Linked DNA regions of Homo sapiens: region 1 is linked to region 2. A link is a contact called in ENCODE Hi-C or POLR2A ChIA-PET data. All regions are on one chromosome and are shown on one strand. The core of a region is the stretch at or near the end of the contact, and the rest is flanking DNA. Distances in the headings are between cores, read along the strand shown. Region 1 overlaps IL4R (interleukin 4 receptor). Region 2 overlaps SDR42E2 (short chain dehydrogenase/reductase family 42E, member 2).

Region 1 (6,162 bases), core at 3,118-5,617, 5.1 Mb before region 2:
GCCCCATCTGATTGAGGTGTTGTGGGGATTAAATGAGCTAACACAGACAGAGCCCTCCAACAGTGACCGGAACACTTTAAAGTCTCAAGTAACGTTACAAGTCAGCTTAGTCCATATAGGCTGCTATAACAAAAATACCTTAGAGCAGGTAATTTACAAAGAACAGAAACGTATTGCTCTATTGGGTGCAATGGTGTGCATCTCTAGTCCCAGCTACTCGGGAAGGTGGGGTGGATCACTTGGAGTCCAGGGGTTTGAGACCAGCCTAGGGAATATAGTGAGACCTCATGGTGAATTTTTGAAAAATTGTTTTAAATTTTATTATTCAGGCCAGACACAGTAGCTCACACCTGTATTTCCAGCACTTTGGGGAGCCAAGGTGGGTGGATCACCTGAGGTCAGGAGTTCGAGATCAGCCTGGCCAACATGGAGAAACCCCGTCTGTACTAAAAATACAAAAACTAGCCGAGTGTGGTGGCGGGCACCTGTAATTCCAGCTACTCTGGAGGCTGAGGCAGGAGAATCGCTTGAACTGGGGTAGGCAGAGGTTGCAGTGAGTCGAGATCGCGTCATTGTACTCCAGCCTGGGCGACAAGAGCAAGACTCCATCTCAAAATAAATAAATAATAAATAAATAAATTTTCTAATGCATAGTTCTGGAGACTGGGAAGTCCAAGATCACGACACTAGGAGATCCAGATCTGGTGAGAGCCCATTCCTCACGGACGATGCCATGCTGCTGTGTCTTCATATGACAGAAGGGGCAAACACACTTCCTTCAGCCCGTTCATGAGGGCACTAACCCCATTCATGACCAACCACAGAGCCCTCATGACTTAATCACTTCTCCAAAGGCCCCATCTCTTAATATGACTACAATGGGATGAAGTTTCAACATATGAATTTGGGGGAACACATTCAGCCCATAGCACCAGCTATTATCATTAAGAAAAAAATGTTCAGAAGCCAGGTGTGGTGGCTCACACCTGTAATCCCAGCACTTTGGGAGGCTAAGGAGGGAGGATGGCTTGAGCCCAGGAGTTCAAGACCAGCCTGGGCAACAGAGTGAGACCTTATCTCTACAAAAATTAAACAAAATCAGCCAGGCACGGTGGTGCATGCCTGTAATCCTAGCTACTTGGGAGGTTGAGGTGGGAAGATCGTTTGAGCCTGGGATGTCAAGGCTGCAGTAAGCCAAGACCGTACCACTGCACTCCAGCAAGACCCTGTCATAAAAAAAAAAGAAAAGAAAAGAAAACAGAAAGTTTGGGAGGCTGAGGTGGGCGGATCACGAGGTCAGGAGTTTGAGACCAGCCTGGCCAACATAGTGAAACCCTGTCTCTACTAAAAATACAAAAATTAGCCAAGTGTGGTGGCGCACACCTGTAGTCCCAGCTACACGGGAGGCCGAGGTGGGAGAATTGCTTGAACCCAGGAGGCGGAGGTTGCAGCGAGCCGAGACCATGCCATTGCACTCCAGCCTGGGTGACAGAGTGAGACTCTGTCTCAAAAAAAAAAAAAAAGGAAAAGAAAAAAATGCTAAGAAGCAGAATCTCACGGAGTCAAGTGTGTACTTTTCCCCAGCACTCCTGGTACATAACGTCAAATACCCTCCAAAAAGTGTGTACTGGGGCCGGGCGTGGTGGCTCACATCTGTAATCCCAGCACTTTAGGAGTTCACAACCAGCCTGGCCAACATGGTGAAACCTGTCTCTACCAAAAATACAAAAAAAAATTAGCCGGGCGGTAGTGGCGCGTGCCTGTAGTCCCAGCTACTCAGGAGGCTGAGGCAGGAAAATCGCTTGAGCCTAGGAGGTGGAGGTTGTGGTGAGCCGAGATGGCACCACTGCACTCTAGGCTGGGCGACACAGTGAGACCCTGTTGCAAAAAGAGAAAAAAAAAAAAAAGAAAAAGAAAAAAAGAAAACAGCACGCGCTGGGTTATATTCCCTGCAACATTTCAAGTGCCCATCCTTCACTTCCCGCTTGGGTCTCTCTCCTGGGATCTTATTCAAAAAAGCAGCTCCCAGGCTTTGTTCTGCTAGTGAGTAGTTCTTTGCCATTAACAGCATTTCTCTTTTGGTGCTCTGGCTGTGTTTCTGTGGCACAGGAATGGTTCCAAGGCTAACCTCACAGGCTTGCAGCAAACAGGAACGGAGGTGTTGCCTCTGAAGCACTGTGTGCAGTGTCTGGGGCATCATAAGAACTTAAGGCCACCTCAGGAGCTCTAGGCCCCTGCTGGATGCTCTCCGAGTGACTTGGGCACACTTGAAGGCCCTCCCCCCAGCAGGGCTCCACCTCCCTCTCCACCTGGGCCCAGCACCCATGCATCCTACGCCTGCCACCTACACTTCTTCTTTTTTGTTTTTTAACATTTTATTTTATTTTATTTCATTTTATTTTTTTGAGACAGAGTTTCACTCTTGTTGCCCAGGCTGGAGTGCAATGGCGCGATCTCGGCTCACTGCAACCTCCGCCTCCCAGGTTCAAGCGATTCTCCTGCCTCAGCCTTCTGAGTAGCTGGGATTACAGGCATGGGCCACACACCCAACTAATTTTGTATTTTTAGTAGAGACAGGGTTTCTCCATGCTGGTCAGGCTGGTCTTGAACTCCCGACCCCAGGTGATCCGCCTGCCTCAGCCTCCCAAAGTGCTGGGATTACAGGCGTGAGCCACTGAGCCCGGCTGCCACCTGCACTTCTTAAACACACCAAACTCAGTCCCACCTCCATGCCTTTTCTCTCTCTGTCCCCTCCACCTGGAGGGACCTTCCCTTCCTCCCTTTCCTTTTTTTTTTTTTTTTTTTTGAGACAGAGTTTACTCTGTTACCCAAGCTAGAGTGTAGTGGCACAACCTCGACTCCCTGCAACCTCCACCTCCCGGGCTCAAGCAATCTTCCCACCTCAGCCTCCTGAGTAGCTGGGACCACAGATGTGCACCATGAGGCCTGGCTAAGTGTTTGTATTTTTGATAGAGATGGGGTCTCATTATGTTGCCCAGGCTGGTCTCGAACTCCTGAGTTCAAGCGATCTGCCCACCTTGGTCTCCCAAAGTGCTGGGATTACAGGCGTGAGCCACTGTACCCGGCCCTTCCTCCCTTACGCGTGCTTTTCCTCTCTTCCCCTAATTTATGATGGTGCAAAATCAATGGGTGTTCAGTAGAAGCAGTACTTGGAGCACCCATACGACCATTCTGTTTTTCACTCTCAGTATTCCATAAACTACACAAGCTATTCAACACTTTATAACAAAACAGGCTTTGTGTTAGATGACTTTGCCCAACTGTAGGCTAATGCAAGTGTTCCGAGCTAAGTTAAGCTATAACGTTCAGTAGGTTAGGAGTATGAAGTACATTTCTGACTTAATAATATTTTCAACTTATGATGAGTTTATGGGGACAAAACCCCATCATTAAGAAACATCTGTGTATGAGACACATAAACACACTCACATATCTCCATAATGAATAAATTACCCCAATACCTCAGTGTGCATGTCAGAAAAACAAGGACATTCTCTGCATAATCACAATACAACCATCGAAATCAGGAAATTAACAGTGATGCATCACCACTATCTCATCCACGGCCCCTATTTATGTTTTGCTAATTGCCTCAATAATGCCCTTTATACGTCCAGGATGCAATCCAAGATCATTCATCACATTTGATTATCATGCCTTCCTAGTGACCAGGTCTTGGCTTCTAAATACTATTCTGTACTGAAAGGAACCAGAGCGCCTTAGAGAAATAGCTGATTCCAGGAGAAGGAAAAGTACCAGATAGGCTTGGAATTCTTGTGCCAGACAATAAGGAAGTACTCAGCAGCTAGCCTGACCTGGACAAAACAGGCACATTTTGAGCATCAAAATGAATATTATGGTATCCACTTGTAACCCTTGGAGTTAAAGTCCAGGAGTCTGTATTGACATAGATCAATAAATGGAGGAGGCCGGGTGCAGTGTGGTGTGTGCCTGTAATCCCAACTTCTTGGGAGGCTGAGGCAGGAGGATGGCTTGAGCCTGGGAGTTGGAGGCTGCAGTGAGCTATGATCGCACCACCGCACTCCAGCCTGGGCAACAGAGTCAGACTTCATCTCTAATAAATAAATAAACAGGGAAGAAGGGAAAGCTCTATTTTACTATGACAGCCTCAAAGTAACTCCCTGCAAAACTTGTATTGTATATTAACTAATGAGTGAAAATACATATCAATGAACGTTACAATACAGAAACCTGGCAGACACCACCTTCACCAAGTGATCTAAACTCACCAACAAGAATGGGACAAATCCCCAACATCACCTCCCTGAAACAATTCCTGAGAAGAGCACAGCATGTCTTTTCCTGGGTTCCTGCCAAGGATGCATACATCATTTGGAAACGTCAGACAAATGTACACCAAGGGCCAGTCTATATACAAGAACTGGCCGCTGCTCCTCACGAAGTGCCAGGGGTGCAAAGGACAAGCCAGCGTGGGACATCTGTCCCTTTTTAAATTGTCTGTCATCCTGACAGCCAGGGTCTGTCCCATTCACTGCCGAGTCCCCAGTATCTACAACGGTGCCTGGCACATAGGACGTGTTCAGTAACTGTTTGTTGATTAAATTCATTTTGGACATGATGTGGGGCCCCTAACTGGCTCAGCATGAGGCTGCAAAGCTCTCTCTAGGGGAAGGCTCTGTATCGGCTCAAAGGTTGAACTCGTCTTCCTTGCTGAGAGTTACAAAAGTAAAGTCTCAAGTAAAGGAGGGGCGGGAATGGGGTGGTGGGTTCCTGACACTGATTTCCTTGGCAAGTCCTAGTAACTTTTACTCTCACAACTACACAGATGCCCACAGTATCCTGTGGCAGAGATGGCAAAGGTGTCACTTTAGCCTCAATTATGAATAAAGAGAAACAGAGAGGCCAAGACGCCTGTCCAAAGTCACACAGCAGAAGACTTTCATGGTAAAGTCCTCCAGGGAAACAGGGGAGTCAACAACCCTGTCAAGATTCACTAAAACATCCCAGCATGGCGTCAGGATTGATATCCTTAATCTGTTGTGGAAGGCACGCCCAGACTTACGCATGCCCATGTGCACACACACGTGCCGCAGCTAGCTTCTCAGGGATGTGTGGGTGCTACATTTCAGGAGAGATCACAGATGCAGTGGGAGAAGAGGCTTCCCTGAACATCAGAGGCAAAAAGAACAAAGATGCAGGTGAGTAAAAGAATTAAAAAGATAAGTGCCAGGTTATCGCGTTCAAGTACACGGCAAGAGGAGATGATTTCAAGTTCCCATTCTAAATCAAGAGACTCCTGGCTGGGCGCGGTGGCTCACGCCTGTAATCCCAGCACTTCGGGAGGCTGAGGCAGGCAGATCATGAGGTCAGGAGATCGAGACCATCCTGGCTAACATGGTGAAACTCAGTCTCTACTAAAAATACAAAAAATTAGCTGGGCGTGGTGGCGGGTGCCTGTAGTCCCAGCTACTCAGGAGGCTGAGGCAGGAGAATGGCTTGAACCCGGGAGGCGGAGCTTGCAGTGAGCCAAGATTGAGCCACTGCACTCCAGCCTGGGTGACAGAGCAAGACTGTCTCAGAAAAAAAAAAAAGAGATTCCTGAAGTGGTGGAGTTGGAAGGGGTCTCAGCGGTCACCTGCCAAGCTCAACTGCCAACCTGGACAAGGATGTCCTGCGAACACCCCACTTCTGACATGCTGCTAGGCAGTTTCAGCCCATATGCCACCACAGATGGAGCAATCACTCTCAGGTCTCAGTTAAGCAGAGCCATTGGAAACAGCCTCCTTATGTTGAGTCAAGGCTTTGTGTGAACAAAATCCCTGCTTGCCCAGCACTTACCTTGTACTTGACACTTTGCTAGGTGCTTTAGAAGTATTACCTCACCGAATCCACACAAGAATCCTGAAAGGTAGGCTGTTATCCCAACTGTCTAGCTAAGGAAACTGAGGCCAGAGAGGCCAAATAACCCATCCACCAGGTCCCACAGCTGGTAAAAGGTCAGAGCTAGAATCAGAACCCACGTTTGTTTGCTTCCGAGCCCACCGTGGATTCCAGTATACCAGTTCCTTCAATCTCATCTCCTAAAACTGCAGGCTGAACCCAATAAGATGAAATAAAATGAGCCGGGCAGAGTTGGCCATCCTGCTTGTCAATTTCAAA
Region 2 (6,646 bases), core at 3,008-5,507:
TTTAAAGCTTTAGATTGCTTATAATGGATTTTTTTTAATGGAAGGGGGAAGGGAAGAGAAAAGGCAGAAACTGCAGTGCAGGCTCTTTCACTGTCTAGCCCAATACACAAACCTCTCTTTCACCTACCCATCCAGCTCCCTCAAAACAAAACAAAAAAACAAAACACATCTCCCCATTTCCAGGGGAAAGCATCTGAGCTAGCTTGAAAAGTTCCCAACAGCCTGTCTGGGTCTTCCTGGGGTTAGTTGGGGGTGGTTGTAATCATGACCTGAGTTAGGGACGGGGGTCCCTTTCTGGCCTGCTCCGTGTACTTTAGAGGGCTCCAGGGACCCCATAAACCTCTGTTGTCAGGTGACCCTGGAGTAGTAGGGGTCTGGCCCTATGTGGGGGTGCCAACCTTGAGGTCTCTGCTTCATTGATTCACCTCTTACTTGGTTTTCAGGCTTGATTTAGGGGCCTTCATTTATAAACAGTTGTTGAGCTGTTTATGAAGGGCCTACTATGTGCCAGAAACCGTGCTCGTCCTGAGGCTGTGGTGGTGTACAAGGCAGGCATGTTTTTGAACCCATCGACTTTGCAGACATTGTCATTTTAATTAATTACACCTGTGAGGAGTGTTAGGCAGTACAGCATGCTAACCTGGCCCCTGAGAAGCAAGGAAGTGACATTTAGCTGGGGCCTGAAATTGAGATTAGCCAAGTGAAGGCGTGGGAGGGGATTTCCAAGAGGGAACTCCTAAAGAGCCTGGTAAGGCTGAGACGCTGTGAAGGTAATTCAGGGCAGCTGCACAGAGAGTGGAGGTGGAGTATTGGCAATAGGTGAGGCGAAGAGACAGGCAAAGAGGGCCATGAATGCCGAGTTAAGGCTTTGAACTTGGTCCCTTCCCAAGGGCAATGGGAAACCATGGAAGGCTTTTGAGCTAGAGAGTGGCATGTTCCAATTTGGAATTTAGAAAGTTCACTGGTTGGGCACGGTGGCTCACACCTGTAATTCCAGCACTTTGGGAGGCTGAGGCGGGTGGGTCACCTGAGGTTAGGAGTTTGAGACCAGCCTGGCCAACACGGTGAAACCCCGTCTCTACCAAAAATACAAAATTTAGCTGGGCATGGTGGTACGCACCTGTAATCCCAGCTATTTGGGAGGCTGAGACAGGAGAATTGCTTGAACCTGGGAGGCGGAGGTTGCAGTGAGCCGAGATCGCACCACTGCACTCCAGTCTGGGCGATTGAGTGAAACTCCGTGTCAAAAAAAAGAGAAAGAAACAAAGAAACAAAGAAAGAAAAGAAAGTTCCCGCTGGCAGCAGGGACAGGAGGTCCCATTCAATGCCTATTGCAATTGTCTAGGAGAAAGGACAGTGGTTTGTACCACAATAGTGGCCGGGTGCGGGACAGAAGGAGTGAGTCAGGGAGACATTTTAGAGATAGATTTGACAGAATCCACAGATGAGCATGTCGAGAAGAAGAGGATCACGTCAAAAGTGACGCCCAGGATTTGGGCTTGGGTCATTGGATGGCTGGTGGTGCCTCTCCTCTCCTGGGAGGGAACACAAGATAGATGGAAAGCAGGTTTGTGGGAGATGATGACTTCAGTTTGATTTTCATTGAGCTGGAGATTCTTGTGGGATATGGGGTTGAGTAGGAGGTTGGACATAGATTTCTGGAGGTCAAGAGAGCACTCCAAGGAAATGATACAGATTTGGGAGGTATTAGAGACTGAGGCCATGGGAAGGGATGAACTCATCCAGAAAGATCCCACAGAGGGAGAAGAGGGGCCAAGACAGAGACCCGAGAGACATCATCTTAAAGGGAGGGCAGTGGAAGAAAAGCCAGTGAAAGAGATGCGAAAGAGACGGGAAAGGACTGGCCAGCAATATACGTGGAAAACAGGTGTGGTTTCATAGAGACCAAGAAATGCGGATCAAGAAGGAGGGGGCAGTCAACTATGCTGAACACAGCTAAGATAATTGGCAAAATAAAGACGGAAAAATATCTATTAAGATTTATGGACAAGATCATTGATGATCTGAAAGCCATTTTGGAATGGGTTGAGGAGAAGAAATGGAAACATAAGTATGGTCAATTCATCACAAAATTTGATTTTGAAAAGGAGGAGCAAAAGGAACAGTTGTGGGAGGGAAAATGGGGGAATCAAAGGAGGATTTTTTTAAATTTTAAAGATGGGGTCTCACCCTGTTGCCCAGGCTGGAGTGTAGTGGTGCAATCATAGCTTACTGCAGACTCAAACTCCTGGACTCAAGTGATTCTCTTGCCTCAGCCTCCTGGGTGCCACCACACCTGGCTAATTAAAAAAAATTTTTTTTTATGTAGAAGCAGGGTTCTCACCAAATCGCCCAGGGTGGTTTTGAACTCCCGACCTCAAGCAATCCTCCAGCCTTAGCCTCCCAAAATGTTGGGATTACAGGTGTGAGCCACTGTGCCCTGCTGGGAAGATATTTTCAAGATGAGAGAGACTTGAGGATGTTTTAGATGCCTGGCATTGGGTTTACAACTGGGAATAGCTTCAGCACCCATAATGGAAAGCCTATGAGTTTGTCTTGATAATCCCTTCAGATCGACTATGTCACCTTGGGCTGCCCACTGTGACAATTCTGTTTTCTGCATTTGCGATGCTTCTCTTTAGCGTCTCCAAGTAAGCTAGAACCTCCTACTTGCCCTTTCAGAACCTCATGGAGGCTAGTGGTCTGGGCAGTCTCAAAAATTCTTACAGTGATTCAGTTTTCCTGTTGGGTGGGGATGCCACCTCCTTTTCCATTGGATAAAGATGCTTGAAAGGAAAAAAGCTTTTTTGACATAGCGATCCATGTTGTCCCCATGCCCAGGGTTTACACATTCTGCTTCCAGAGTGTTAGGAAATAGATGAGTTGGAGAAATCCAGAAAACAAATAAATTGATTCTTGGCTTTTGGATTTTCAAAAGTAGGTTTGGCACTAGTCAAAAGATCTAGAAAATAACGTGAGCAGTGTGAGATTGTTTTTCCTGCTCGAAGAACAGATTTCCCAGGATTAGCAGGGAGAAGAAAGAGAGGAAGGAAGTGAGTTTGGATGTAAACATGTTATCGAGAGGAAAGGAAGCCCCAGGACCGCCAGCTTCAAATGGTCCGAGGTTTGCGGCTCTGAGAGAACGAGACCAGAGTTCAACCGCAAGCCTTGGCATGGCCAGAGTGTAGAAGAGTAGAAGTTACCACGTGTTGTGTTTAGGCCAGTGGCGGCTTAGGCGGTGCTCCTCCAAATTCCCCCAGCTGTAGAGCAGAAACCCCCACCCTCCTCTGCTCTTTGGAATGAGACAAAGCCCCAGTTTTCGTCATCTATAAAAGGAGAGTAATAAACCCTATTTAAGAGTAGCTGTAAGAATTAAATAAGATCACATAGATGAAAGCTCTTTTACACTGTCAAGCATTAAACAGACATAGGATTATTATTCTTTCAAAAATTATATACACACATAAAATTCAGCCTAGCAGAGAGGAGCATACATTTTTTTTTAGCTCCTTCCCAAACTGCTCACCTTGTTCAGCAGAGTGGGACACACACTGCGGTGGCCATGTTGGTTCTGATGAGCCCTTTCGATCCCATCCACCTCAGGCTTGTGGTGCTTTTCTTCTCTGCCAGTCCCACGTGTGCATATTATGATCTATACATGGTTGTATTTACACACTGATGTCTTGGTACTTACAACTGATAACTGATACCAAGATGATAGGAGGCGAAGTTTCTGTGGAGAGCAGGGCTAGATAAAGAAGTTTCGTGACCTTAAACTTTAAAGATTATGGTGATTACCACTACCTCTAATTAATAAATAGAAACAGTACTAAATCATAAAATATAACCAACTAAACTCTATTTTTCCCATTATAGCTTTATTGGTACTTCATCGAGACATCCAATTATTTTAAGAGTTTTTTTTTTTAAATTTTTCATGCTCTTTCTGGTACTAAAACCTGTGCTTACTATGCTGTCATCCTCAGACAGGAACCCAAAAAGGCCAAGTCGGGCTCGGCAGAAGCTTGAGTCTCGGTTTTTCCCCAAACCCTGGCTGTCAACACACAGATCTGTGTGAATGAGAAGCCCAGAACATTGGGTCGGGGTGGATCGAATGCAATGTTACCAGACAGAGCAGCAGCCGACGGCGCAAACTCATACCAACGTCACCCGAGCCTGCGTTAGCCCATAGCGACGCGGCAGCCTGGTTCCGGGGAGAACCTACCCGGGAGGCGGAGCTGGAAAGGGGTGAAGCCAGAGAGGGAGGGGGCGGGGCCAGGACTCAATTACACGCGAGAAGGGCGGGACCGGGTCCAGAGGCAGGAGCAAGGACAGACCCAAAAGGAGAAGCCAAAGGGTGGGCTCAAGCGCGCGGGGAGGACCAGAAAGGGGGCGAAACCAGAATGAGGGAGAATCTGGGGGTGGGCCGGGACTGGGCAGGGACTAGGAGAAGGTCCAGAAGGCGGAGGAAGCTGTGAGCCTTGGCCCATATCAGAAACCGGACAGGCCGGAGGGAGGAAAAAAGGGGCAGGGCCAGGGCCTGGAGGGAGGGTCATGGACGTAGGAAAGATTCAGGGGGCGGGACAGAGGCGTGACCAGGACTCAGAAGGCGTGCCCAAACATGGAAGGGCGGGAAGGGGCGTGGCTATGACATGAAGGCGGGGTTAGGCCTGGAGAGCGGCTCAGGACTAGGCTCTGAAGTCAGGGGGCGGGGAAGAGGCGTGCCCAAGCCGTGAAGCAGGGGCGGGGTTATAAAACGGGGGCGGGGCTAGGTCTGGAGGTCTGCTCAGGGGCTAGGCCAGGAAATCAGTGAGCGGGGAAGAAGGCGTGCCCAATTTGAAGGGCGGGTCAAGGGCGTGGTCAAAACATGGAAAGAGACTCGGGGCTACGCGTCTGGGCCGACCAGGGACGTGGCCAGGATTCAGGGGGCGGAGCAGGAGCGTGCCCACTTCGGAGGGCGGGGCGGGACAGGACAGGGGCGGGGCCAAAACACAGGAAGGGCGCAAGGCAAGGTCTGGGAGTAGATAGGGGCGTGGCCAGAAGTCGGCGGTCCGGGCTAGGTCTGGAGAGCGGCTCGGGGGCGTGACCAGGATTCAAGGGGCGGAGCGGAGGCGCGCTCAAACCCAGAAGGCGGGGCAGGGGCTGGTACAAGCCCAGGGAGCCGGGCGTGGGCGAGGGTGCAGCGGGGCCGACCCTAGCGGGCGGCGGACGGCGGACGGTCACAGGCGCTCCACGGCGGCGTGCAGAGGCTGCAGGCCTAGGAAGTGCAGGGCCAGGGCGAGCAAGCCGAGGAACAGCAGCAGCCTGAGCAGCAGGCGCAGGAGGGTCCGCGCCGTGGAGCCGCGGGGCCGCCGGGTCGTGGACTGCACGTATAGCTCCACGGCGTCGGCGAACCTAAACTTATCCGGCGCGTAGCCGAGCTGGGCGCGGGCCTTGGCTATCTGGAAGGTGTGCGTCACGGCCACGCTGCGCACCTGCGGGGACAGGCGGGGCATCCGAGGGCGGGCCTCGTGGGAGGAGGACATCCTCTACTTCGTTGTTTACGGAAAGGGAAAAGAGAGGGCAGGGATTTCCCCTCCATTACATAGTGATTTAAAAGGACCCGAGTGCAGCGTCTTGCTCCTGCGATGCCCTCATTAGAGAGGTCTTCCTTTCTTCCTTACATGTTCATTTTTATTGGAGGGTGCCGCCTTTGCGTCGCCCCCTCCAGCCCCGCTGAATTCGCACCCTATTTAACTCCTTGGTCCCTAAGAAGCAAAGGTCTCACCCCTACACTCATCTTCCCGGCCTAGCACGGTGCTGGGACTCAGGAGGCCCTTGATACATTCTTAGGCATCCGCTAGGAGAAGGTGAACGCCTGCCAGAAACATCTGCAGGAAACGACCTTGGCTTCCTGCCCCCAACCCCAGACCAACTGTGACCAGGAGGGCCCCAGTCGCAGCCTTCATGCCCTCGCTTATTAACTAAGCTTCCCTAAGAGAGGAATTCGATTATGCAGAACTGATTGCTCTCCAGGGTCTAAGCTGTGTTTCCCCTGCTGCCAGATGGCTTGGGGCCCACTGGTTTGAAGGGTAGTAATGATAGCTATCAGCAGTTAAGGAACACACACCCTGCATTTGGCCTGGACTAAATCCTTTCTATGCCCTACCTCATTTAATCCTCTCAGGTGGTACTAGCACTATCTGTTCTGTGCATACTTGGAAAAAGGTCAGAGAGGTTGAGTGACTTGCCTGGGGTCGCACAGGGGAGCCAGGTTCTAGCCTAATTTCTTCTCTGCTGTGCTGGCACCTGGAGATGTTCTCCCACCTGACTCATTTCTTCCTCTCTTTTTCCTCAGCCGGACCCTGGGGAAGAATCCACCAGCTGCTGGATTCTCCCATGGCATTGAAACAGCCCCTGGGGTCAAACCTGTGGTCTTGGATGCTTAATGGGGGGTGAGGAGAGAGGCCAGTATTTGTCCCTTTTTTTCCTAGTCAGTAAGTGCAGGGCTTTGGGGAGCACAGGAGTTGAGTTACGCTAGATAAGCAGGGTCCCTAATACACCTAGATGTCTCTAGATGTCACCTCTGGGAAGCTTTCTCTGACTTCCTCAGAGTTGGCTGAGGCGCCCCTTCTGTGTGCACTGGAGTTTCTCGCGATTTTCCCAA

Evidence for each region. A loop is a pair of places that touch in the nucleus more often than their neighbours do. ChIA-PET counts read pairs that join two places held with the same protein, here RNA polymerase II (POLR2A).
Region 1: a map of chondrocyte shows a loop between it and region 2 (9-fold over the local background). The contact joins two enhancer-like sites. A Hi-C loop is called at or near these places in 1 of 168 maps with a recorded cell type or tissue (chondrocyte). POLR2A ChIA-PET finds 5 or more read pairs at or near these places in 1 of 52 experiments (MCF 10A).

Annotation. Positions count from the first base shown.
Region 1 is chr16:27,333,321-27,339,482 of GRCh38, reverse strand. The region is part of intron 2 of IL4R (interleukin 4 receptor); the gene reads right to left. Among named protein-coding and RNA genes, the nearest start is that of IL4R, 22 kb to the right of the region's middle. Within about 2 kb of position 4,367, at least 2 of the 41 ENCODE cell types and tissues checked have a DNase peak (open chromatin) inside an H3K27ac peak, as active enhancers do.
Region 2 is chr16:22,188,967-22,195,612 of GRCh38, reverse strand. It overlaps SDR42E2 (short chain dehydrogenase/reductase family 42E, member 2), which reads right to left. Exons shown (of 13, transcript NM_001394319.2): 13 at 3,862-5,474. The coding sequence ends at 5,220. Among named protein-coding and RNA genes, the nearest start is that of TRL-TAG3-1, 3.5 kb to the left of the region's middle. RefSeq lists enhancers at 186-315, 3,907-3,966, 4,467-4,546, 4,802-5,301 and silencers at 5,007-5,106, 5,247-5,296, 5,387-5,476. Within about 2 kb of position 4,257, at least 41 of the 41 ENCODE cell types and tissues checked have a DNase peak (open chromatin) inside an H3K27ac peak, as active enhancers do.